3 separate regions of the Homo sapiens genome follow, and regions 2 and 3 are each linked to region 1. Evidence: read pairs that join two places in POLR2A ChIA-PET (ENCODE). Cell type or tissue: OCI-LY7. All regions are shown on one strand. Each heading gives the region's core, and the rest is flanking DNA. Links, peaks and the distances in the headings are about the cores only.

Evidence for each region. ChIA-PET counts read pairs that join two places held together with the same protein. Peaks named below come from ENCODE experiments on the same cell type or tissue, not always from the same donor. Only the 100,000 strongest peaks of a DNase experiment are listed, where the experiment ranks them.
Region 2: POLR2A ChIA-PET joins it to region 1 with 5 read pairs; 1 of 35 experiments calls an interaction of 5 or more read pairs at or near these places.
Region 3: POLR2A ChIA-PET joins it to region 1 with 10 read pairs; 1 of 35 experiments calls an interaction of 5 or more read pairs at or near these places.

The regions. Positions count from the first base shown.
Region 1 is chr17:68,494,304-68,502,153 of GRCh38, forward strand. It overlaps a transcript of PRKAR1A not described here. Among named protein-coding and RNA genes, the nearest start is that of PRKAR1A, 14 kb to the right of the region's middle. RefSeq lists a silencer at 4,244-4,427. In OCI-LY7, for the core only: a CTCF peak has its summit at 2,978; DNase peaks (open chromatin) are centred at 2,988, 3,848 and 4,538; H3K4me3 peaks cover 1,993 bases; H3K27ac peaks cover 3,606 bases.
Region 2 is chr17:69,651,681-69,659,530 of GRCh38, forward strand. The region is part of intron 3 of LINC01483 (long intergenic non-protein coding RNA 1483); the gene reads left to right. Among named protein-coding and RNA genes, the nearest start is that of LINC01483, 62 kb to the left of the region's middle. In OCI-LY7, for the core only: no CTCF peak of the experiment used is centred there; DNase peaks (open chromatin) are centred at 3,371 and 3,761; H3K4me3 peaks cover 766 bases; H3K27ac peaks cover 1,272 bases.
Region 3 is chr17:69,117,524-69,125,373 of GRCh38, forward strand. It overlaps ABCA6 (ATP binding cassette subfamily A member 6), which reads right to left. Exons shown (of 39, transcript NM_080284.3): 9 at 7,365-7,512; 10 at 5,716-5,884; 11 at 375-433. Among named protein-coding and RNA genes, the nearest start is that of ABCA6, 20 kb to the right of the region's middle. RefSeq lists an enhancer at 540-729. In OCI-LY7, for the core only: no CTCF peak of the experiment used is centred there; no DNase peak of the experiment used is centred there; H3K4me3 peaks cover 567 bases; H3K27ac peaks cover 799 bases.

The sequences.
Region 1 (7,850 bases), core at 1,729-5,728:
CTGAGGTGGGTGGATCATTTCAGGTCAGGAGTTCGAGACCAGCCTGGCCAGCATAGAGAAACCTCATCTCTACTACAAAAATACAAAAATTAGCCAGGCATGGTGGTGGGAGCCTGTAATTCCCGCTACTTGGGAGGCTGAGGCATGAGAATCGCTTGAACCCAGGAGTTAGAGGTTGCAATGAGCAAGATGGCACTACTGTACTCCAGCCTGGGAGATAGAGGGAGACTTTGTCTCAAAAAATAAATAAAATAAAATAAAATAGCAGGAGTGCTGTGCTGGGACTTCAAGGGTAAGTTATAAAAAGCCATGCAGCTTTTGCCTGCCTCTCATGGAACATTCTGTCTGGTAGCCCTGACCACTGTGGAAAAGTTGGATACCCTGAGACTTCTGTAATGTAAGTGCCCGGCAAACGGTCTCAGCTGGGCCTGGTATATCAATCCTCCCCACCAAGCAGAAGCCACTTGGTATCCTTCAGACCAGCCCATCCTCCAGGTGAATGCCACCCCTGACCTCAGTCGACACCACATGGAACAGAAGAATCCCCCTAGCTGGGCCTGCCAAATGTCCTGCTCCACAAATGAGATATAATTATTGTTTTAAGCCTTATGTTAACTTGTTAGATAGCCGTAGATAATTGGAATTCTATTAAACAAAGAAAGTCTTCTTAGCAGGGCTAAGATCCTCCTAGATCTGGCCTCTGTCTACCTTCCCTTCCTACTGTACTCTTCTTTATATCTCAGGCTCTTTTTTTTGAGACTGGGTCTTGCTCTGTTTCCCAGACTCGAGTGTAGAATATTTTAGCCTTGAACTCCTGAGCCCAAGAGGTCCTCCCGCTTCAGCCTCCCGAGTAGCTAAGACTACAGATGTGTGCCACCATGCCCTGCTAATTTTTTTAAAAGTTTCTTTTGTAGAAATGGGGTCTCACTATATTTTCCAGGCTGGTTTCAAACTCCTGGCCTCAAGTGATCCTCCCACCTTGGCCTCCCAAAGTGCTGGGGTTACAGGTGAAAGCCATCATACCTGGCCCCAGGCTTCTTCTAGGTTCCTGAACCAACTATAGTCTTTACCTTGGTGCCATTGTCTATACCAGCCTCCTTTTCTTATTTATTCCATTTGCCTGGACTGACGTTCCCATCCTTACTCCATTCCTCTGTCCTCACCTGTCTATCACACCACCAGCTCCTCCATCTCCCTGGTAAATTCTTGTTGAGCTTTCAAAATTTACCTCTGATGGTGCTTCTGGAAAGACTTACTTCTTCCCATACAGGGTTCTATATCTTCTCTGTGCTAATGTTTGTATTGCACGTGCTTCTCTTATTATACTCATTTACTCATCACATACATTGTAGCACATTTGTTCTCATGTCTATTTCTTCTACTTATCTGTGTATTAGTTTCTTTTGATGCTATAACAAATTACAGAAAACTTAGTGCCTTAAAACCATACAAATTTATTATCTGGAATTCTGAACCTTAGAAATCCTAAATGGGTCTCAATAGGCTGAAAGCAAGATGTTGGCAGGGCTGCATCCTTTTCTGAAGGCTCTGGGGGAGAATCTGTTTTCTTGCCTTTTATAGCTTCTAGAGGCAGGCCACATTTCTTGGCTCCTGGTCCCTCTCTGCGTTTCCTTTCCTTTCCTTTCCTTTCCTCTCCTCTCTCCTCTCCTCTCTCCTCTCCTCTCCTCTCCTCTCCTCCCCTCCCCTCCCCTGCGCTCCCCTCCTCTCCCCTCCTCTCCTCTCCTCTCCTTTCTTTCTGATGGAGTCTCACTCTGTCACCCAGGCTGGAGTGCAGTGGCGCTATCTCGGCTCACTGCAACCTCCGCCTCCCGGGGTCAAGCAATTCTCCTGCCTCAGACTCCTGGGTAGCTGGAATTACAGGCGTGTACCACCACGCCTGGCTAATTTTTGTATTTTTTGTACAGATGTGTTTTCATCATGTTGGCCAGGCTGGTCTTGAACTCCTGACCTCAAATGATCCACCTCCCTTGGCCTCCCAAAGTGCTGGGATTACAGGCATGAGCCACTGCGCCCGGCCCTCTCTGCATTTTCAAAGCCAGCAATGGCCAGATGAGTCTTCCTAATGCTGCATCACTCTGATACTAGCTTTCTATCTTCCTCTTCCACATGGAAGGACCCTTGTGATTACACCGGCCACGTCCAGATAATCCAGGACAATCTCTGTATTTTAAGATCATCTGATTAGTAACCTTAAATTCATCTACAATATTAATTCCCATTTGCCATGTACTGTAACACTTCAACATGTTTTTGGGCAGTAGGACGTGGACGTTCTTGCAGGGGTCATCATTTGGCTGACTGCAGTCTGTGAGCTCCTATGGTAAAAAGGCTGTGAACTATGTATCACTCTCCTCGAATGTAGAACAGAAGTCTGCTATGTAGTATATGAGGAAGACATGATATTTGTTCAAATGGAGTTTATATTCTAAAAGAAGGGGTCAACAAATTTGGATCTATCACCTGTTTTTGTACAGCTCTTAAGCTTAGTTTTTACTTTTTTTTTTTTTTTTTTTTTTTTTGAGACAGGGTCTCACTTTGTCACCCAGGCTAGAGTGCAGTGGTGCAAACACAGCTTACTGCACTTGACCTCCTGGGCCCAAGTGATCCTCCTGCCTCAGCCCCACAAATAGCTGGGACTATAGGCACACACCACCATGTCTGGCCCATTTTTGTATTTTTTGTGGAGACAGGGTTTTGCCATGCTGCTCAGGCTGGTCTCGAACTCCTGAGCTCAAGTGATCTGCCTGCCCAGGCCTCCCAAATTTCTGGGATTACAGGCGTGAGCCACTGTGCCTGGCTGTATATTTTTCAGTGGCTAAACAAGCTCGAATGGAGAATGATATTTTGTGACATAAAAATTAGATGAAATTTACTTTAAAGTGTCCATAAGTCAACTTTTATTGGAACACAGCCATGCCCATTCATTTATTTGTTGTCTATGCTGCTTTCACACTATAGTGGTGAAGGTGAGTGGTTGCAACAAAGACCTTATGGCCACAAAGTCTAAAATAATTACCTATTTGACCGTTGACAGAAAAAAAATTGCTAGTCCCCGTTCTAGAGGGAACTTTAGAACTTTCTGTGATTGTGGGAATATGCTGTATCTGGGCTGTCCAATATGGTAGTCACTAGCTACAGCTGGCACTTGAAATGAGGCTAGTACCCCTAAGGAAAAGACTTTTAAGCTTTATTTGATTATAATTAATTTAGATTTGAAGAGCTCCCTGTGGCTAGTGGCTACTGTACTGACAGCCCTAGGAGATGAGATGATAATTATGAAGATGCTGATAAAAATGTGATAATTTACCATGTGCCAAGTGCCGTGCTAAGAGAACAAGGATGATGCTCTTATGATTCTCATTTTACAGATGAAAAAAAACTGAAGCTTAGATGGATCAAGTATGTTGCCCAAGGTTACACAGCCAGAGAGGGGCAAGCTAGAACCCAGGGAGGTTGACTCCTGAGCTGTTGCTCTAACCATTAGGCTATGCTGCCTCACGAAAGACAAGACACATAGACATTGAATTGTAACATGTGAGAGAATATAATGAGTGCTATGAAAGAAGCAACAACAAGGCAGAGAAATAATTAAGGGGAAAAACTTCTGACCAGGGAGGGAAAAGACACCTTCTTCATGGGTGCCAAACTACTTAAGATGGGCTCTAAAATTTGGGCAGGATTTTGATTGACACTTACATGCTTGTAAGCTAGATGGATGCAACCACCTAAACACAGGTGTGATGGGGGAAGTAAAGGGGGGGTTAAGGGATTGGAAAGCAGTCCACTTTGAAAATTCATGCCACACCTTTGCTAGCAAAGGGCCACAAGTTTTCTTGGCAGCTGGTGCACTTCCTCTTTTCTCTCCGTAACGACCATGTAAATGACCTTGCCTTCGTTTTCACTTTGACTGGAAGTTTAGCTTCAAACTTGAGCTTAACTTGAGCAAGAGCAAGGAACCACACAGCTTGAATATTTGAGTTTCTTCTCCTTTCCTCCCCAAAAGCTCAATTTCTGCTCTGATGAGTGTTTTCTCTGGTCTTAATATTTGTTTTTATCCATATTTTAACATCATTTCATTACGTATTTATTTCTTGCAATGCCCCTGGGTCGTTTTGTGAATACGTGTGGGTATAAATGACAGAATAGGTTCTGGTTGTGGGAGGATGTGAACCCAGGGAGATAAATTGGAAAAGATAAGTTGGTGTCAGGCACTGGGTACAGTCAGGGTCAAGGAAGCTGGTGGGTGCTCCTGCCTTTGAGAAATAGCCTGAGCCAGTTAGGTGCCATCCCCATGCCCTTATCTCCTGCAGCCTTGGCTGCAATCCTGGCAGCTCCCCACTCAGTTCTTGGAAACCTGGCAATTGGCCCTAGTTCCATCCCACGCCACTGCCCGCTTGCTTCCTGTGCTGGCTCTGATGTCTGTTGACATCTTCTTCGAGTGTTAACTCCCAAACATCCTCAGTTTCAGTCTTGTTATTGGCATCAGGGGACACACTGGCATCCTACAATCTCTCTAAAGTACAGGCCAATCAGATCCCTCTCCTCTTTAAAGGTCTTCTGTAGCTCTCAGGTGGAAGTCCAAGTTCAGTAGCTTTGCTTAGGGTCCTCGTTCACACCCCAGCTCTGCCTCTTCCTCACTACATGACTTGGGCAAGTTGTGTAACTTCTGTATGCCGGAGTTTCCTTATCTGTAAAATAGGAACAACAATAGTACGTACCTCAAAAGGTGCTGTGAGGGTAGGGTGTGGGAATCTATGTGAAACCTCACAACGGTTCCAGGCACAGAAGATCTCTCCATGTGTTATTGTCACTGTCATGAGCTCTTCAGACTCACCTCTTGCCAATGCCCTTCACACAGTTTCTGGCTTCACATCCAGTGGAATTACTTGTAGTTTCCTAAATGTCCTCCAGCCTGAATTTGCTCATCTTTGGGTGTTCTGCACATTTCCTCTGCTGGAAAGTGTTCCTTCTCCCTCTTAACCTATTCTTCCTCATTCTTCTTATATCAGAGAGCAGGGATGTCATGGAAGTAGAAGGGAGGAAAAGAGAGAGAGAGAGAGAGAGAGAGAGAGAGAGAGAGAGGAGGGATATAAGTAAGCAAGACAAACTCAGCAACAAGGGATGAGAAAATATTCAGAAATTGGGTGCTGATTTGCATTCCAGAATCCAAATCTAGGAGCAGGCAGGGCTGGGACAGCAAGCCAGGCTTCCGACCAGATGGGCTATCCATCAGGGTTGCTTACTACAGCTCACTAATGACCATTATTAAGACCATTGCATGTAAAATGTTTATTTCAAGGTGGAAAATGCACGTTGGGTTTCTCAGAATAGGTGTTGGAATTTCTACTACAATTTTCTTCAGTATACAGAGGAGAATTGCTTGTGTTGGTCCTCTAGAGTTAAGATTGCCACCGTGCTATAGAGTAATGAGTTGTAAGTGGTGGCCACTGATCACAGCTCTTTGCTGTGGGCTGCCACCCCAGCCAGTGGTGTAGGTGAATCAGCGTTGGTCAAAGTATGGCCAGCCAGCCCAGGCTCGCCATGCAGTTACGACTTTTGACTAACTGACCACAGTCACTCTTTCATGGCCTTCCCTTCTTGGATGACATGAAGACCATACATTAACTAACAGGTCACTTCCTAATCATCCAAACAGGAACCTAGAGATTTTTATACCCAGGACAGGATATGGGACATATATCAGCCAGAGTTCTTATTTGCAAACAAAGAAACATAACCTAGGTGATCTAAGTAGAATCAGAATTTATTGATTATATACTGGATGACTCACAGACTTCTGAGAAGGTTTGAGAACAAGGCTTGAGGGCTGTACCAATTGGAAACAGTTCTCAAAATCACACTGATATGGTTTGGCTGTGTCCCCACCCAAATCTCATCTTGAATTGTAGCTCCCATAATTCCCACGTGTGTGGGAGGGACCAGGTGGGAGATAATTGAATCATGGGGGCGGTTCCCCCATACTATTCTTGAGGTAGTGAATAAGTCTCACGAGATCTGATGGTTTTATAAGGGGAAACCCCTTTCACTTTGTTCTCATTTTCTCTCTTGTCTGCCTCCATGTAAGACATGCCTTTTGCCTTCCGCCATGATTGTGAGGCCTCCCAGCCACATGGAACTGTGAGTCCATTAAACTTCTCTTCCTTTGTAAATCACCCAGTCTCGAGTATTTTTTTTTTTTTTTTGAGATGGAGTTATTTTGCTCTTGTTGCCCAGGCTGGAGTGCAATGGCGCGATTTTGGCTCACTGCAACGTACACCACCTGGGTTCAAGTGATTCTCCTGCCTCAGCCTCCTGAGTAGCTGGGATTACAGGTGCCCACCACCACGCCCGGCTAATTTTTTTTCTATTTTTAGTAGAGATGGGGTTTTACCATGTTGGTTAGGCTGGTCTTGAACTCCTGACCTCAGCTTATCCACCCTCCTTGGCCTCCCAAAGTGCTGAGATTACAGGCATGAGCCACGGCGCCCGGCCTCAGGTATAACTTTATCAGCAGCATGAAAATGGACAAATATACACACCGTGAAAGTGCTCAGGTAAGGACACTATTGAGGATTTGTTCCCTGAGATGTGAGTAGAAAAGCAGTTAATGGAAACAACGCAGTTTTCACATTCTGTATATTTTCCCTGTGCCTTTTGATACAAGTTCCAAAGGAACATTTAACAGCATGACAGCTTCCTGTTTATTTATTCTCTCATCTCTTACTGGTTGGTCAATGCACATAAGTCCATGTGGAGAGAGCTCGGAGCATACTCCTCCTTGACGGTGGATCAGAAGTGTCATCTTGGTTTCCAGTATCCTGCCTGAGCTGTGAATTGCCCTGACTCTTCATTTCTCACTCTGACTCTCTGCAGCATCTGTCTGCTTCTCAGAACACTTGCTTCCCTTGGCTTCTGTGACCTCCTTCCTCTCCAGGTTTGCCACCTGCTTTCTAAATGTTCCTTCTGGGCTCCCTTCCTCCCTTTAACCTCTCACTGTTAGCCTTACTCATGGTTCTATATTCAGCTGCCTTTCTTCTTCCCACTTCTCTCTCAATAGCCTGTCCCAGGAGGTGCTGCATTCACTCCTATGGCGTTATAATCAATAAGCTGATGATTTCAAAACCCTCAGCATTCTCTCTCTCTCTTTTTGAGACACGGTCTTGCTATATTGCCCAGGCTGGAGTGCAGTGGTATAATCATGGCTCACTGCAGCCTTGAACTCCTGGGCTCAAGCCATCCTCCCACCTCAGCTTCCTGTGTAGCTAGGACTACACATGTGCATAACCATGCCTGGCTAATTTTTAAATTTTTTTGTAGAGAGGGACATCTCACTATCTTGCCTAGGCTGGTCTCAAACTCCTGGCCTCAAGTGATCCTCCCTCCTCAGCTTCCTAAAGTGCTGGGATTACAGGCATGAGCCACCATGCCCAGAACTCAGCTCTCTTAAACTTCCGACCAGCAAGGAAGCAACTAGACGGCTCTTTGTGGATGTCCAGCAGCCCTTCAAACTGAACACATTCCAAAATGGAACCCTTGCTGCTTCTTCCTGTGTTCTCTGATTCAGTGAATAGCAGCAGAATCACTGAGTTAGAAATCTAGGTATCATCTTTGAGTCCTTCCTGTCTCCTCCTTATCCTTCACATCAATCCCTAGGTTCTCTCGCTCTTATTTTCTTAATATCTCTCAAATCTGCCCAGCTTCATTCACCTGCATCAAAATCTTTTAGTTTTAGCTATCATCATCCCTTACTTGGATCATTGCAACAGACTCCTGAGAAGTGTTCAGGCTCCAGACTCCAGAGAGCCCTTGCAGTCCCTACTCATGTCCTT
Region 2 (7,850 bases), core at 1,291-5,290, 1.2 Mb after region 1:
GACATTGTCTTAAAATAAGATGGTCTTCCAAAGTTTTGAGTGATAGATAAGTATGACCTTATAGTTAGGAATTTCACAGGCAATTTGTCATTCGCTCTTTGGTACTATTATGATTTCCATCTTAAAGATGAGAAAACTGAGACTTAAAATAATATTGGAAACACAGTAGGCACACAATAAATCTTAAGCTTTATTTTTTATTATATTGAAATTTTTGATTCTATAACATAAATGTCATTTTAATCAATAAATGAGACAAAGACAAAAGGCTCACTTATCAGACCTGCTTTTGGAAGAAAAGTGGAGGGAACAACTAATTTGCTAGTTAAAAGACTCAGGTTTCAAATATCCTGACGTTTTTAATGTAGGCAAAAAAAATTATAGCACAAGTATAGGATGTGGGAGCCCTGGCTAGACAGCAGTTGACCACAAATTTTATATGAGCCAACAGTGTGATGTGGTTACTCTAATGCAATGTCCAGCATCATTCTATGAAGGCATCTGTTCAGAAAATGGGTGTATTCCTCCTTGGTCAGGTCAAATGTGTTCACTGGAAGGACCAACATTTTAAGCGAGATGTTGCTGAAGTAGGAAGCTAGCAGAAGACTTTGAGAATGGTGAAACATTCTGGAAGCCCTGCTATCTGAGAAACACTTGAGAGCACTAGTATTAACTCACCTGGGTCTGAGAGATACAGTCCAATGATGAGCTTGGGAATAAGACTGATCTGCACTGAATTTCAGCTTCTCTACTTTGTAGCTTTGTGACCTTAGACAAGAGACTCTCTCTGTACTTCAGTTCCGTTTTCTTTAATAGGGGGAAATAATTCATGCCCTCATATACCCTAGAAAGTCCAAATAAGAGACTATCAGCAAAATAATTGGCTCATACCAGGTGTACAGTAAATATCAACCTTCAGTTTTTCAGATAGTTGGAGAATTGTCATGTGTATTAGTCCATTTTCAGACTGCTATGAAGAAATTTCCAAGACTGGGTAATTTTTAAGGAAAAAGAGGTTTAATGGACTCACAGTTCCACATGACTAGGTAGGCCTCACAATCATGGCAGAAGGTGAGGGAAGAGCAAAGGCATGTCTTACATGGCAGCAGGCAAGAGAGCATGTGCAGGGGAACTGCCCCTTGTAAAACCATTAGATCTTGTGAGACTTACTCACTATCATAAGAACAGCACGGGAAAAACCCGCTCCCATGATTCAATTACCTCCCACTGGGTCCCTCCTCCCCGACACATGAGGATTATGAGAGCTACAATTTAAGATGAGATTTGGCTGGGGACACAGCCAAACCATATCATCATGTGAGAAGTGGTCTTTCCTTTGAAGACAAAACTAGGACTAGTGGGTAGTAATTACAAGGAGAAAATTTCAGTTCAATATTACGACTAACCTACTAATAATTTAATTATCTTACAAAATGCAGATGCCTAAAAATATCAGGCTTCTATCTGGAACATCTGAATTGTTTGGCCAACTCCCTACATGGCAGACATCAAACATAGTGAGGTTAAAGCAGAATTCTTGGGTTACTTTTATTGCCTGGAAACCTAGTCATCCCCCAGTTTTCTACATGTCAGTAACTTGTACCATCTCCTGCTCAGGTGCTCAAGCCAGGTATCTTGACAGTGCATGTGATTCTTTTTTTTTTTTTTTAACTCATCTCCACCCCATGCTGCAAAGTCGACCTAGCCAGTTGTGCCAATCTAACCTCCCCAAAGCATAATCCAAACTCTTCCACTTCTCTCCATTTCTTGCATTGCCACCACAATCCAAACTATCAAAATCTTTTCCCTGATCTATCATAATAGCCTTATAATTGGTTTCCTTGCTTCTATTTCTGCTGCTTTGGATTCTATTCTCTCTACATGAGCAATATTTTAAAATATGTTGTTTAAAACTGCCTAATAGATCTGATTGTGCTTAGAATAGAACACACAATCCTCGTCACAGCCCACAAAGCCCAGCATTGAATGATCTCTGCACCCATTCCAGGCTTGTCTTTCAGTACCCTGAACCTAGCCCATCATCTCCAGCCTGCTTATTTATTTTTCCATGCCAAGCTGATTCCCACCTTAGACTCTTCATCTTACCTATTCCTTCTGCTTGGAAAACACTTATTTCTGAGCCCCAATGTCATATCCTGCAATAGACCATCATTGAATACCCAGTCTTTAGTAGCTATCTACACACTCTCACATTATTCTGTTTTAATGCTTTGAATTATACTTATCACTATCTTATGATTTTCTTGTTTATTAATTTATTACCCACACCTAAAAATATGGATTTAACACATAGATGCATAAACAATGAAACTAAATGCCCCACAAAATAGCAGGTCCCTTATCAATGAGAATATACAAGCAGGCTTTCTTTGGTGACCATATACTACCAGATGTTGTAGAAAGGATTCCTGCCCTTATCAGAGGTCCAGCTAGATGACCACTGGAATTTCTTCTAATCCGCAGATCCTATGATCTTCTTGACAGTTTCCATCTTCAGCAGGTCACAAGCTGTTTTAAGTGTGAAAGAATTAGTGTTTTTTTGCATATTTAAAAAAAGAAAGAAAAAAGGGAGGAAGAATGAAAGGGAAGAAGAAAAGTTGCTCTAGGACAAGTATGTTTGAAAATGGATGCGCGCGCACACACAAAATCAGTTAATTAGCTGATTTTTATGAATTGACCAATGAATTTGGTCGACTATTAACTAATTTTAGTTGGTAGACCTGAGCTAAATAGCACATAGACTAATAAATACTGGCAGTTACGGATATTCATTCACACATCAGCTTTTACTATGAGCAGTTTTCTTACTATGTCGGTCTCAGATGTTGAAATTTGTGCTCTTCTATAAAAATCAAAAAGCAGAGATTCATTCTTTTCCATGGACTTCATCTGTTCCTTGTTTCAACTGCATAAATATTATTTACATGTCATGGGTTTCTGACCTCTATTGGTGGAGACCAAATCGATTACCCATGAGCCGCTCAATTTGCAATCATTTAAAATTCCACTCTCTCTGGCACAGAAAAAGAACAATGGAAACTTGTCATAGTGCTCTCTTTTTGGTTTATTTCCTTTCCCTCATTTTTCTTTTTTATTTTCCCTTTTCTTCCCCACCAGTTTCTCTTTTTCATTTCTTCATGTACCAGGAGTCCCTAAGGGACATTCAGATCTTTCAGCAGCCATTTCATTTTTTATCACAAAATTAAAATGTCAGATCCTTTCAAGAACCCTTCAGAGTTACAAGGTCAGTAAAGCCCAAGTCTGCTGAATGCAGGTGTTCCAGTCTTGAAGGAGGGGACCAAGGAAAGTGACTGTCATGTGAGTGGTGTGTGGTTTATCTACCAAGTGGCAACATCTCTCACTCTCACTATGTCTGCACTGCTCTGAGGGTAACCTGATCTGTCTTTAATCTACTCTGACCACAGAGCAAATGTTTTAAATAAAATCTCTGCATGAGTGAGTCACTACTCTTCTGGCTTTTGTATGACATACCAAGGACTGATGGTTTACTTTGCCTGAGTAACAAAATTAATATAAGAGAAACATTTTTGTTATGTGGTATCTTAAAAAAAAATACAAAAAGAAGAAAAAGGAGACATATGGACCTGAGCAGTGAAATTTGGATGAAAAAGTTCCACTTGACACGGAGAAAATATTGAAAAAAAATGTAGTAAATGCTTTTTTGGCAGAGAAGGACAAAAAAAATCAGCAGGAAGAAGTAGAAAGAGACACTTTCACTGAACAGCTGCAGTGACTCTAATACCACTTATGTAAGGTCCTAATCTTGAAGCAGCTTATTTATGTTATCATTTAAAATGTGATACATTATCTCAAAAGTTTTTAAATCTATAGGTGCTTGTTTATTTGGTAGAGTCTGCATTACAATGGAGGGACATGCTCGTGTTTTTGTGGGTCCTAGGGAGGCTGGATTAGAGCTGAATGCAGACATTCAGTGGATGTCTTCCTCTGGCTCGGATAGATGAGGTGCTTATGGCATGTACAAGTTTCCATGCTATTTTGCCTGACCCGAAGTATCCACCGTTTGAAGTATCAGCTCGGTTTTCATGGGTTCTGAAGCCCAGACCAAATGTTCTACATCGAATGAAAGGAGTGTGATCTGAAGACGGGCAAAGTGTCCTGGGGTGCCTCAATGATCTCTTATGAGTGAACACTTCATGATGTGTGCAGTATAGCTTGTGTAGCAATTTTAATTTTCCATGAAACGTTTCTGATTACAAAATGAAATGGAACTGTTTTTGACCCAAATCTTTCTTTACCCGAAGAAGACACAACCTATAAAAACAAAGCCACTCTTTCCCAGGTTGGCAAATCTTGCATAAAAATAGTCCCGTGATAAAAATGGCAGACCTAGCTGAGGCCAAAGAGGGAGGTGAACCTTAGCATTCAAGAGAGGACAGGTTTAGAGTTTCCTTCTATCTCTGTAGCTATGACAGTTATTGGCAGTGCGATCTCGGGTGAGTTATTTTTCTGCATAGAGACTCATTTCTCACATCTCAAAGTGGGCTAATTCTGTCTGGTTCCCTCCATACAGTATGGATAACTGCAATTATGTATGCACAATCCTAGCATATTTTTATCATATAATCCATTAATGACTAAGTATGATGTAAGCTGTAGGCTTTTTTTTGGTAGATGATTTTTTTTTGATGATTTTTAGCTTACATAGGGACGTGTCCAATTAGGGATTCAGTAAATGATATTATATTTATTATAAAATATTTGCTGAGAGCATCTTTCAGGAGTCCTTTGTCTCCCTTCTATCTGGTATGATATTCGTATGCAACATTTTATTCTTCAACTCAAAGTGCAGTGTTTGATGCTCTTTCAGTGATAGCTCTACACTTTGTTTCTGAAGCAGGTGCAAAACTTACTGTACAAATTCAGAGGAAAGGTTAGATTATTTTTACAAAAATTTAATTAAATTTGACTCTCAGTTTCTAACTTGCTGGCTTAGCAGGGAATTGACTGTCAATCAAAACTGGGGTTCCTAGGGAGTTGAAGGAAAGTTCCCGGCATCTTAGGCAGTATAGAAAACATTCAAGGGCTAACCCTGGTGTGGGCCCTTGTAGAGGGGCTCTGCTGCTTCTCTGTCTGGGCATTGGCATCTTTGGAAAGATCAGGATTGCTAGTGTTCTGAGTGAAGCCTTCCTAGGTTGATCCATTCAGTCTACTGAGGCCTGGTCATTTTCTAGGAAGCTGAGAGGAAACAGGTTTGGGATCCCTACTAGTCATAGGACTCAAGGATCTCTGTAACATACCTGAGTTTGGGGAACTATACATTTTCCTATTTCTCTCTATTCCTAATACTTCATTTTCTTTAATACTTCTCTCACTTCTTTCACCCTATATGAAATACACTTACTATGATCTACTAAAAAAAAATTTAGGGTTTTGAAGACACAAGCCAAAAAATGAAGTTGTCTTCAGACAACTTCAGACTTCTGCCTTGCAACAGGAACACTGTCAGACAATAGAGCATGAAAGTTTGACTATTTCCTTGCAGGGAGAAATACAGATAAACAAAACACACACTTTTATCATTGCCAATAAACTTGCCACATGCCAATATTGAGGATGATCAAAAGGGGCATTTTGAAAATGTTGGTTTCAATTTACTTTTTACAAATTTAAAATGAGTAGAGACATTCTTTACTTAAGATTGGTAGTGGGTAGTTGGAGAAGATAACTCAGAATGGATTTTTTAAGTAAACTTTTAAATTTTGGAATAGATTTAAATTTACAGAAAAATTGTGAAAGTAGTCCAGATGGTGCCCCTATGTCATGTGCTCAGTTTCCCCTATGATTAATATCATACATTTAGCATGGGACATTTGTCATAACTGATGAACCAATATGTTGATATATTAACTAAAGTCCGTATGTTATTCAGATTTCCCTCATTTTAACCTAGTGATCCTTTTAGCATTCTATCTAGGATATCACATTATACTTACTCATGTCTCCTAGTGCCTCTCTTAGCCGTGACAGTTTCTCAGACTTTTCTTATTTTTTTTAATAGCCTTAACAGTTTTTATTTATTTATTTTAATTTTTAATTTTTTTATTTTTTTTTGAGTCAGAGTCTTGCTCTTGCTCTGTCATCCAGGCTGTAGTGCAGCAGTGCGATCTCGGCTCACTGCAACCTCTGCCTACCAGATTCAAGCAATTCTCGTGCCTCAGCCTCCCGAGTACCTGGGATTACAGGTGTGCACCACCATGCCCGGCTAATTTTTGTATTTTTTAGTAGAGACAGAGTTTCACCATGTTGGCCAGGCTGGTCTTGAATTCCTAGTCTCAAGTGATCCACTTGCCTTGGCCCCCCAAAATGATGGGATCACAGGTGTGACCCATCACATCGGTCCAGCCTTAACAGTTTTGAGGAGTAGTAGTCAGTTTGTAGGGTGCATCCGTATGCAATTTTTATGATGTTTTTTCAGTTATACAGGTGTTACAGATTTTGAGGAGGAAGAACACAGAGGTAAAGGGCTATTCTTATTAAATCATATCAAAGGTACATGGTATTAACATGACATCACTGTTGCTGCTAACTTTGATCACTTGGCTGAGATGAGGTTTATTAGGTTTCTCTACTATAAAGTTATGCTCTCCTTCTCTCCCCACCACAGCCAGCTTTCCTTTCTTTACTGTTTGGAAAGAAGTCAATATATGTAGCTTACACTTATGGGATGGGGAGTTATGGTCTATCTCTTTGAGGGGAAAATTATCTCTTATTCCTTATTTAGTGTGATATTATGATTTATAAAAAGAAATATATATTTGGTCTTCATCCCCATTTTCTGGCATATGGCACCTAAAACTCTTAAAATCCCCTAACTGATGTGTGTTTTTGCATGCTAATGAGATGGTTGATGGCTCGTGGCTCCTGAGGAGCCTCAGGATGGGGGCTAGTTACAGGGAAGGCCAAGCCTGTGATCAGAGGACTGAGGTTTTCTTTTCTTTTCTTTTCTTTTCTTTTTTTCTTTTGAGACGGAGTCTCGCTCTGTGGCCCAGGCTGGAGAGCAGTGGTGTGATCCTGGCTCACTCAACCTCTGCCTCCTGGCTTTAAGCGATCCTCCTGCCTCAGCCTCCTGAGTAGCTGCGATTACAGGAATGCACCACCACGCCCAGCTAATTTCTGTATTTTTAGTAGAGATGGTGTTTTGCCATGTTGGCCAGGCTGGTCTTGAACTTCTGACTTCAGGTGATGCACCCGCCTCGGCCTCTTAAAGTGCTGAGATTACAGGCGTGAGCCACCACACCCAACCAAGGAGGACTGAAATTTTCAACCCTATCTTCTGACCTCCAGATAGAGGTGAGAGGTTGAAGGTTCAGTTGACCACCAGTGGCCAATGATGTAATCAATCATGACTATATAATAAAGCCTCCATAGAAACCCACAAGGATAATTTTCAGAGAGCTTCCAAAATGGTGAGTATGTTAGTGACCAGGTTCAAGATGCCTGTGTGCAGCAAGCCAATTATTGAGATGACAGGTTTTGGAAAAAAGAAAAGATTTTATGCACAAGGCTGCCATGCGAGGAGAAGGGAGAGCAAATCTCATATCTGCTTCCCCAAAGATAGGGTTTTAAAGATATTTTTGGGATAAAGGTGCAAAGTGGTCCAAAACACGGGGAAAGGTGATTGGGGACAAGGAAAAGCAAGGTATGCTTTTCCAGCAGAACCAACCCTTTCTCTTCTTCCTCTTCTTCCTCAGTCTACTCAACATGAAGACTTTTTAAGGAGCCACTTCCACTTAATGAATAGTAAATATATTTTCTCTTCCTTACGATTTTCTACTGGTCTATTTTGC
Region 3 (7,850 bases), core at 1,291-5,290, 620 kb after region 1:
AACCTCACCAGTACATATAAACTATGTAAATTCACCGGCTAGTATAAAACCTTTATCAGATTTCAGTCTAGATGTTCTTTCCTCACAGTGACAATATATAAAATATTGTTCATAGCAGATTAATCTTTAAAAACAAAGAGAAATTACATCTTTCATTGTATGATACCACTGTTATAAATTAATAGATTCATGAAATATCTGGAAGAATTTTACAGCATATTCTTAATCATGATTAATGTCCAAGTGATAGCGTTATTTATATTCTTTTTTCTTTTGCTTATCTACATATTTCAAATTTTTTCACATTGAATGTTTCCCTTTTTTATAATAAAGAAAGAAGTGAAAGAATGAAATTTTTCAATGTTTTTCTTTACCTTTCAATGCTTCCACTTTTCCAGATTTTCCTTTATATTCCTTCTTAACATTTCTGATTCTGAAATAACAAAAAGGGTGCTTACTTAGCCAACACAGAAGTGAAAATAGCACGGGCCATTTATAGCCCTAGTCATAGTGATAACTGCAGCCAACCACTTTATGTGAAATAAGGGATGGCATAAACAGTCTATTCAGAAAGAAAAAACCCTATTTTTGATTACTTATTTCCCCTGAGGTAGAAAATAGAGGAGTCTCTCTCAAGTTACAATTAAACTACTAGTATTTTGCCTAGAAAAGTAGAATGCTGTGTAATTATCCTCACTTTCTTCCTCTAGCTTTAGAACAGTTGGTTCTTCCCCCTGTTCAAGATCAGCTCATTTACCTAGGGTCTTGAACTGGCATCCTGCATCGTCTCCAAGTCTTGCTTATTAGTTTATGAGTCAGACACTCTGTCACCTGCATCTTTTATAGTGTTCTCTCTAATAGTTCCTCTTTGAACTCACCTCTACTTTGGACACAATTTAATTTCTCTCCTCCCTGTATTGTACAAAATTCTCAAAATAAACTTGCCATTGTAAACTTGCCATTTTCACTTCCTGACCTTTAATTCCTCTTCAATTGCACTCTGATTTCTGAACTCACCACTCCAGTGAACCACTTCATAATGAAATCATTAGTGACCTCCTAATTATAAAATACAACAAATACTTTTCCATTCTTACAGTGGATTATGAGTCACTGTTGATGACTTTCTCTTTGTTAATGGTGACTTAATTGCTTTGCTTCTTATTTTTCTAAATGTTCCTTCTCTGTTTCCTAATAAAGTCCTCTTCCTTCATCAGACACATCAGCTTGATATTCCACAGGGTTCTCCATGTATATGATGGATCTTCTCATTTGAGACTCTCTCCAGAAGTTTTCTCGTTGGATTTTTTGTTTTAGCATCAACCTAATGCTGACCCCACCCTTTTCATTGATCTTTAGATTCACACATCTAATGGTTTGCTGCATAGATAGTCTCTCTCTCTGTCTCTCTCACACACACACACACACAGACACACAGCTCTTAATCAGTGGTTGTTAATTGTGAATACACATTAGAATTCCAAAGGGAACTGATGCCTGCAAACAACATCTGAGATTCATATTATATTCACATTAATTACTTCTCTGCAGAGTTCACAGAAAAAAGATTCACATTAATTGATCTGGGGTGATGAGTTTTTCTTGGCAGTGAAGGCTGAGGATTGGGATATTTTAAATGTTCTTCCAAATGAGTCTAATGTGAAGCCAGGTTTGAGAATTAACTGCTCTAAAACTGCATATGCAGAACAGACTTCACTGCATTGTCACCTAAACCCATTTCCCCATCACGCAGGATCTTATTTGGCAGCATGGACATTCAACTACTCTCTTCCTGATTCTCACTCAGATTCATCACCCATCCAACCTGGTATCATTTTTGTAAAATTTAACTCTAAAATAGTTCAAGTCTTGGGTCCCTTTTAAGTCTTCAACTATTCTTCTCTTGTTCACTGCCTCTAGTTCCTTTCCCTACTTTCAGTTTATTCCCCTAGAATCCATGCTTCACACAGGAAACAGGGTGATTTATTTTAAAATCCATTTTATTTACTCCTCAACGTTCCTCATCAGCCTCAGAGGGAAAGTCAAGGCTACTTTGTACCACATGAAGCAGCCACTCATGGTCTGTCCAGTGACATCTTTTGGCATCCTCGGCCTCATGTTTTATGTGTCAGGATCACCAAACCACCATTTATATCCTGCACAAAGCTTAGTGCTTTTTGTCTTTTCTGCTGGGTGTGTCATACACATATACATATATACATGCACTCACACACACATATGTACATATGCACAAACACACCTTTTTATCTGTCTTATTCTTAGAATGTTCATTGCAACATCATTTGTCAGACCAAAAAATTAGAAACAACTAGAATATTTTTCAATGTCAGAAAAGATAAATAAAAGTGGTAGATTCATATCTTAGAATACTTTTATATAAAAATTAAAATCAATGCATTAGCCCATAGTTATCACTATGAATACACCCCAAAAAGCAAAATGCTGAGTGTAGAAGCAATATGTAGAAACTTAAGTACAGTCTGATACCATTTATAGATTATATCAAAAACACACAGAGCTATATCACATATATCTATATCACATATTGATTAGGGCTATAAGTGTATGGTGCAATATGTAAATATATGAATGGAAAGTGATAACACCAAATCCATTATAAAGGTAAATTCTGACGAAGGATGGAGAAAATATTTTAAAGAGATCAAAAGGGACTTTAAATAAACATATAATATATCCATTAAAAATACAAAGCAAATATGACAATAATGTTTATATCTGCTCAACCCGGATGGTGAATATGTCAGCTTTAAAAGCCTAAATTTCTTCAGTAATTTTTAACTTTTTAAAACAAAAATAGACGTTCTCTTCGATTTCCCTAAACTAGGGTAGTTAACACTTCTATTGACTAAATAACAGTAGTTAATATCTCTATCCCTACATTTATCAGATTGAATTTCATGTACCTATTTATTTTGTTCCCTGTGTTGTGTGCTCCTTGAAAGACAGTTTATTGTTCATATTTGCTGCCCTAAAGATTAGTAAAGAACCCAGCAACAATATGTTTGTTGAATGAATGAATGAAGCAAAGTTAAAAGATGATGAGTCTCACCAGGTATTTTATTTCAGCATTTCTTTGTAAAATGGAATCCCTGTTGAAGTGAAACTTTAATGTTTTGTTTTAATAAAGAAAATTCCATTTAGGAGGAGCTGTTGTTTCTGGATTTTAGACATGAAATCAGTCATTTACATTTGAGGCAGACATTCTACCTGTGTTCTGGGAATATTGCCTGAATGGTCTATAGTTACAGGAATGCACATATGTGTACACAATTGCCCCCAGAGAAAATGTGACTTGGGAGTTATGAATGAGGAAGAGCCAGTTGTGAATAAAAAATGTATATTTTTACAAACCCAGAATCATGATTCTGGTTAGAATTCTACAAACTTTCATCCATACCCCTGATACATAGAGCTTAAAGATTACATACCCTGTAAGCTCTATGTATCTTAGGGGAAGAGTTCCTTTGTATATAAAGCATTTCTATATAAAGAGGAAGAGTCAATTTTTATATAAAGCAGAGACCACATAGGAAGAAAAAAATCAATGGCTTAGTGCCTTTTATATTCATACAAAATAGAATTCACACGTTGGAATTGATTGAAAAAGATTTGACATTGTCTACAGGTGGGGAAGAGTAATGATGCCACTAAGAAATGATCACTGTGAAGAAAGAAGAGATAAAACTTGTGGATTAGAAACTGCATATACTGTTGGATGGTCAAAAGGCAGTTTTAGACTGCCTTGCAGCCCCAGACCTGCTTTAACACTCAGTGAGTGTGTACCACCTTGCCATTAAAGAGCTACAACATTGACCGCCTAAGCCTACTTTCTTGCTTTGGTGTGGATCTGGGGTGAGGTGCCCCACAATGGAGCCAAAAGCTTTAGTGAATAGTCCTTGCATCAAATGACTTTCTTTCCCTGGTTTGTCAGTAGCCTCAGGTCTCCACCTGAGCTAAGAATCCAGACCAAGTGACAGGTGTACCCAGTCAACACTGTATACATTGGCTAGGTTTGGAGGCACAGTGGGGATGTGGGAGAAGAAGGGAGAAGTTGGGGGAAGGTGGGGGTGGAGCACATTTTACTTTCTTTCCTAGGTCACTAGGCAGCAGTAGAAGAACAAAGAAAATTTTGAGGTCTTTGTAAGTAAAAGATTTTGTTAGAAGATTGGATCTGAAAATTTTTATAATTTGAATAATAATATAATACAATATTATTTTGTGCCCTCAACTGGTAAAGAAGGATTGATGACACTGGAACTGAGTTTTATGGAATTATTCCTCACTTGGCCTTTCTTGTTTGGATAGAAATTTTCTATGGAGCTGGTATACTCCTAGCTAGAGCAGAGGAAGCGCTGTTGCCCCTCTCAGAAAACTTAAACGGAAAATTGGTTAAGAACTAGATGGAGGAAGCTTAGGTATATGGGTTAGGCCTCTTTGTCTTGGAAATATTTCACTTCCTAGATATGGTTCTCTATTTATTCATTTTTCTTTGCCTCCTGACATCTCAATAGTATGTTAAGAGCATAGACTGTAGAGCCAGACTATCTGGATTACAATTCCAGTTCCCCACTTGCGAGTTGTGTGATATTGGGTAAAAGGCTTAAGCTTTCATTGCTTCACTTTTTGTATTCTCAAAATGGGGAAAATAAAGATACCTACCTCGTAAGCTTTTTGTGCGAATTATGTGCAAGTCAGGTACATAGTCAGCACTAAGTAAACATCTGTTAATAAATAAACGATTGCTATTTAAAGCGCTGATCCATTAACTTTGTACCAAACTTTGTAGAAAAATCTACAAAGCTATTTTGAAATCCATGATACTTGGGTTCAATCCCAAAACTGCTGAGTTAGAATCCCTGGCTAAAAACAGATATTCTAAATGCTCCTCATGCAATTCTGTGATATACCAAGTCTCATAACAACCCTACAAAGTCAATATTAATCTTGTTTCATAGAAGACACTGAGACTCATAAAATTTACTCATTTTTCCAAGAGTACACATCAAATGAGAGAGGAGAGTATTAGGATCTAAGAATTTCTGATTCAGAATTTCTTACTTCTTCCAACTTATCATATAAAACCAGATGAAACCATGGAGAGAGGGGTTCACAGAATGAAAGGAGCAAGTATAAAAGAGAGGTGGGCACAAGAGAAAGAGGCAGAAAGGGGGACAAGATGAAGTGTGGCTGGATAATATGATACAGAGCTGATAAACAAGGAGGATTTTCCTTTCAAGTAACAGAAGAAATTGGTGGTGATGGAAATGGAGCAGTTCAAAGTGACATTGACAAAAACAAATATCTTCTCCTTCAATATTTTGCCTCAAGCTCACCCTGATGCTCTCGGTTAATAATTCTTTAGCCTTATGTTCTCACTCATAGGTGGGAATTGAACAATGAGAACACATGGACACAGGAAGGGGAACATCACACACCAGGGACTGTTCTGGGGTAGGGGGAGGGGGGAGGGATAGCATTAGGAGATACACCTAATGCTAAATGACGAGTTAATGGGTGCAGCACACCAACATGGCACATGTATACATATGTAACAAACATGCACGTTGTGCACATGTACCCTAAAACTTAAAGTATAATAATAATAAAATTAAAAATAATAATAATTCTTCAGCCTTGTGCTCATGCATTAGTATTACTTATAAGTGTGATTACCTGATGGCTTCTTTTCCTTGGAATTCAGGAGCTACTGGTTCAAAATAATCATCAGAGGGATGCTCAGCATCGATTTCTTTCTCAATAACCTTAGCATTAGTCCTTTGGTGTTGGAAACAAGATGATGAATTCAAGAAAAATAAAGGAGAATAATGGCGCTCATCTCCATCTAATTAACCAAGAGGCAACAAAATATGATCAGTAATAGTAAAAGAATGCGCAAAGAAGCCTTGCTAACAACAATGCAGAATGCCTTGAAGTTTTAAGCATCATAGAGACATTTTTTCTTCTAAAACTCAATTTATTATTAAGAAGAAAACTTGATGATGAAGTAAACAATGGGAATTCAAAGGAAATAACATATTGCAAAATTAAACAATATAATACAGCTTTCAACAAAGTATAAATAGAATGTGATCAAAAAAAAGAAAGTCAATAGGAAAGTGAGGTTCGAATAAAATATTAGGTGTATGACCAGCTGAGTTGGACTCCAGCTTTTCCCTGATCAAGACATTAGTACAGATCTTAGAGCCTCTGTTGTCTACATCTGTAGAAAAGGACACCCAACAAGGAAACCATTATATGTCCTTTTTTTCCAGTCTTAACAATGGGTTGCATTATCCTTAATAGGCTCATGAAAAACAGATTTGTATCACCCAATAAACATATTTATTAAATTTTTTTAAAATGTGATCTAAAAGGTATTTAGGAGAATGAATGAAACCAAATATTTGGGAAGACACAAAGCCTTAATACAGTGCATAAAAATAATTGTAGACATGTTTGTCAACTTAAATAATTTGACCACAGCAACATAATTGAACATAATATTGAAATCTATATATTCCTGCTTAGGCATGAATACATGGAGAAACTGTATTTGTTTAGAATAAATTTATAGTGATATTTTAAATATATTTTTCCAGTTTAAAAAACAAAGTTGAATTTATTATTAAGGGCCTTCACATATCAACCAGAAGTCACAGAAAGACAGGAATATATACAAGTAAATACATAGAAAACCTATAAGACAACCTTAAATAGTGGAAGGAACATATAAAATAAGAGGATAAACAAGAAGATTGTGCCAGAAAAAAAGCTTTCTGATTCTAGAATGTGTGAAAAAATTCTGGGCTTACGTGACATTTTTGGTTGTTTGCAAGATAATTTAACTGGGCGATCAATATACTTCTGTAAATATGAACAATATATAAAACATTTTGAGAATGATGCTGAACAAATATTCATGAGAAAGCTCTTCCACAGTATAATGGCCTCCCGAGAGCCAAACCACCATAAGAACTAATTTCTTTTATCTTGTTTTGACATAAATCCTAATATGACCCTTTCAAAACACTTTCAGGGATCCATGAAAACCTAACATTATTTAATTACCACACAATTACAAGATGTATTATAATTATTGTTGTCATATAATTATAATATATTGCTATAGTAAAGTCATAAGAAGAATTGTTTTTACATAAAAATTTCATTAGACCATTAGAACTATGAAGTAGAAATAATGAACTTATTAGTTTGAAATGGGAAATATTTAATATTCATTTTAAAAGTCTATATAATCTTAAAAAATATATTCAATGTAATTAATAACTGTAGAGGACAGAGAAAAACTCACTATTACTTACAGGGTAAAATTTTGTCAAAGTATAATGCCAATAGCAAGTAGATGAGACCATCCAAAAGCAACATAGAAAAAGTTGCTATCATTGTATATGAGTCTCCTGAAGGGTCAGGAAAAATTACACCATTCAAGTTATAATCCAGTTTGATAATCTAAGATTCAAAAAATAAAAATAAATGTTTAAAATAAATAAATAAATAGCTTGGCATAGCAGGAAAAAGTATTAATTTATTAACTAGCTTTTTCAAGAGGCACTTAGTAGTTACTAGTCAAATATATAAATAAGTAAATAAAGGTATTGGTCAAAATATTTCTATTTTACAATGAAAAATAATTAGAAAGAAATATTTATTTAATAAATACAATGTTCTAAGTATAATAATTTAAATTATAATTCATTTGTTTGTTTTCAGAAAATCATTGCAGTATTACAAATATCTATTCTGGGCAACAAAGGAGATATAAATTTTGGAAAGAATATAAGAAATTC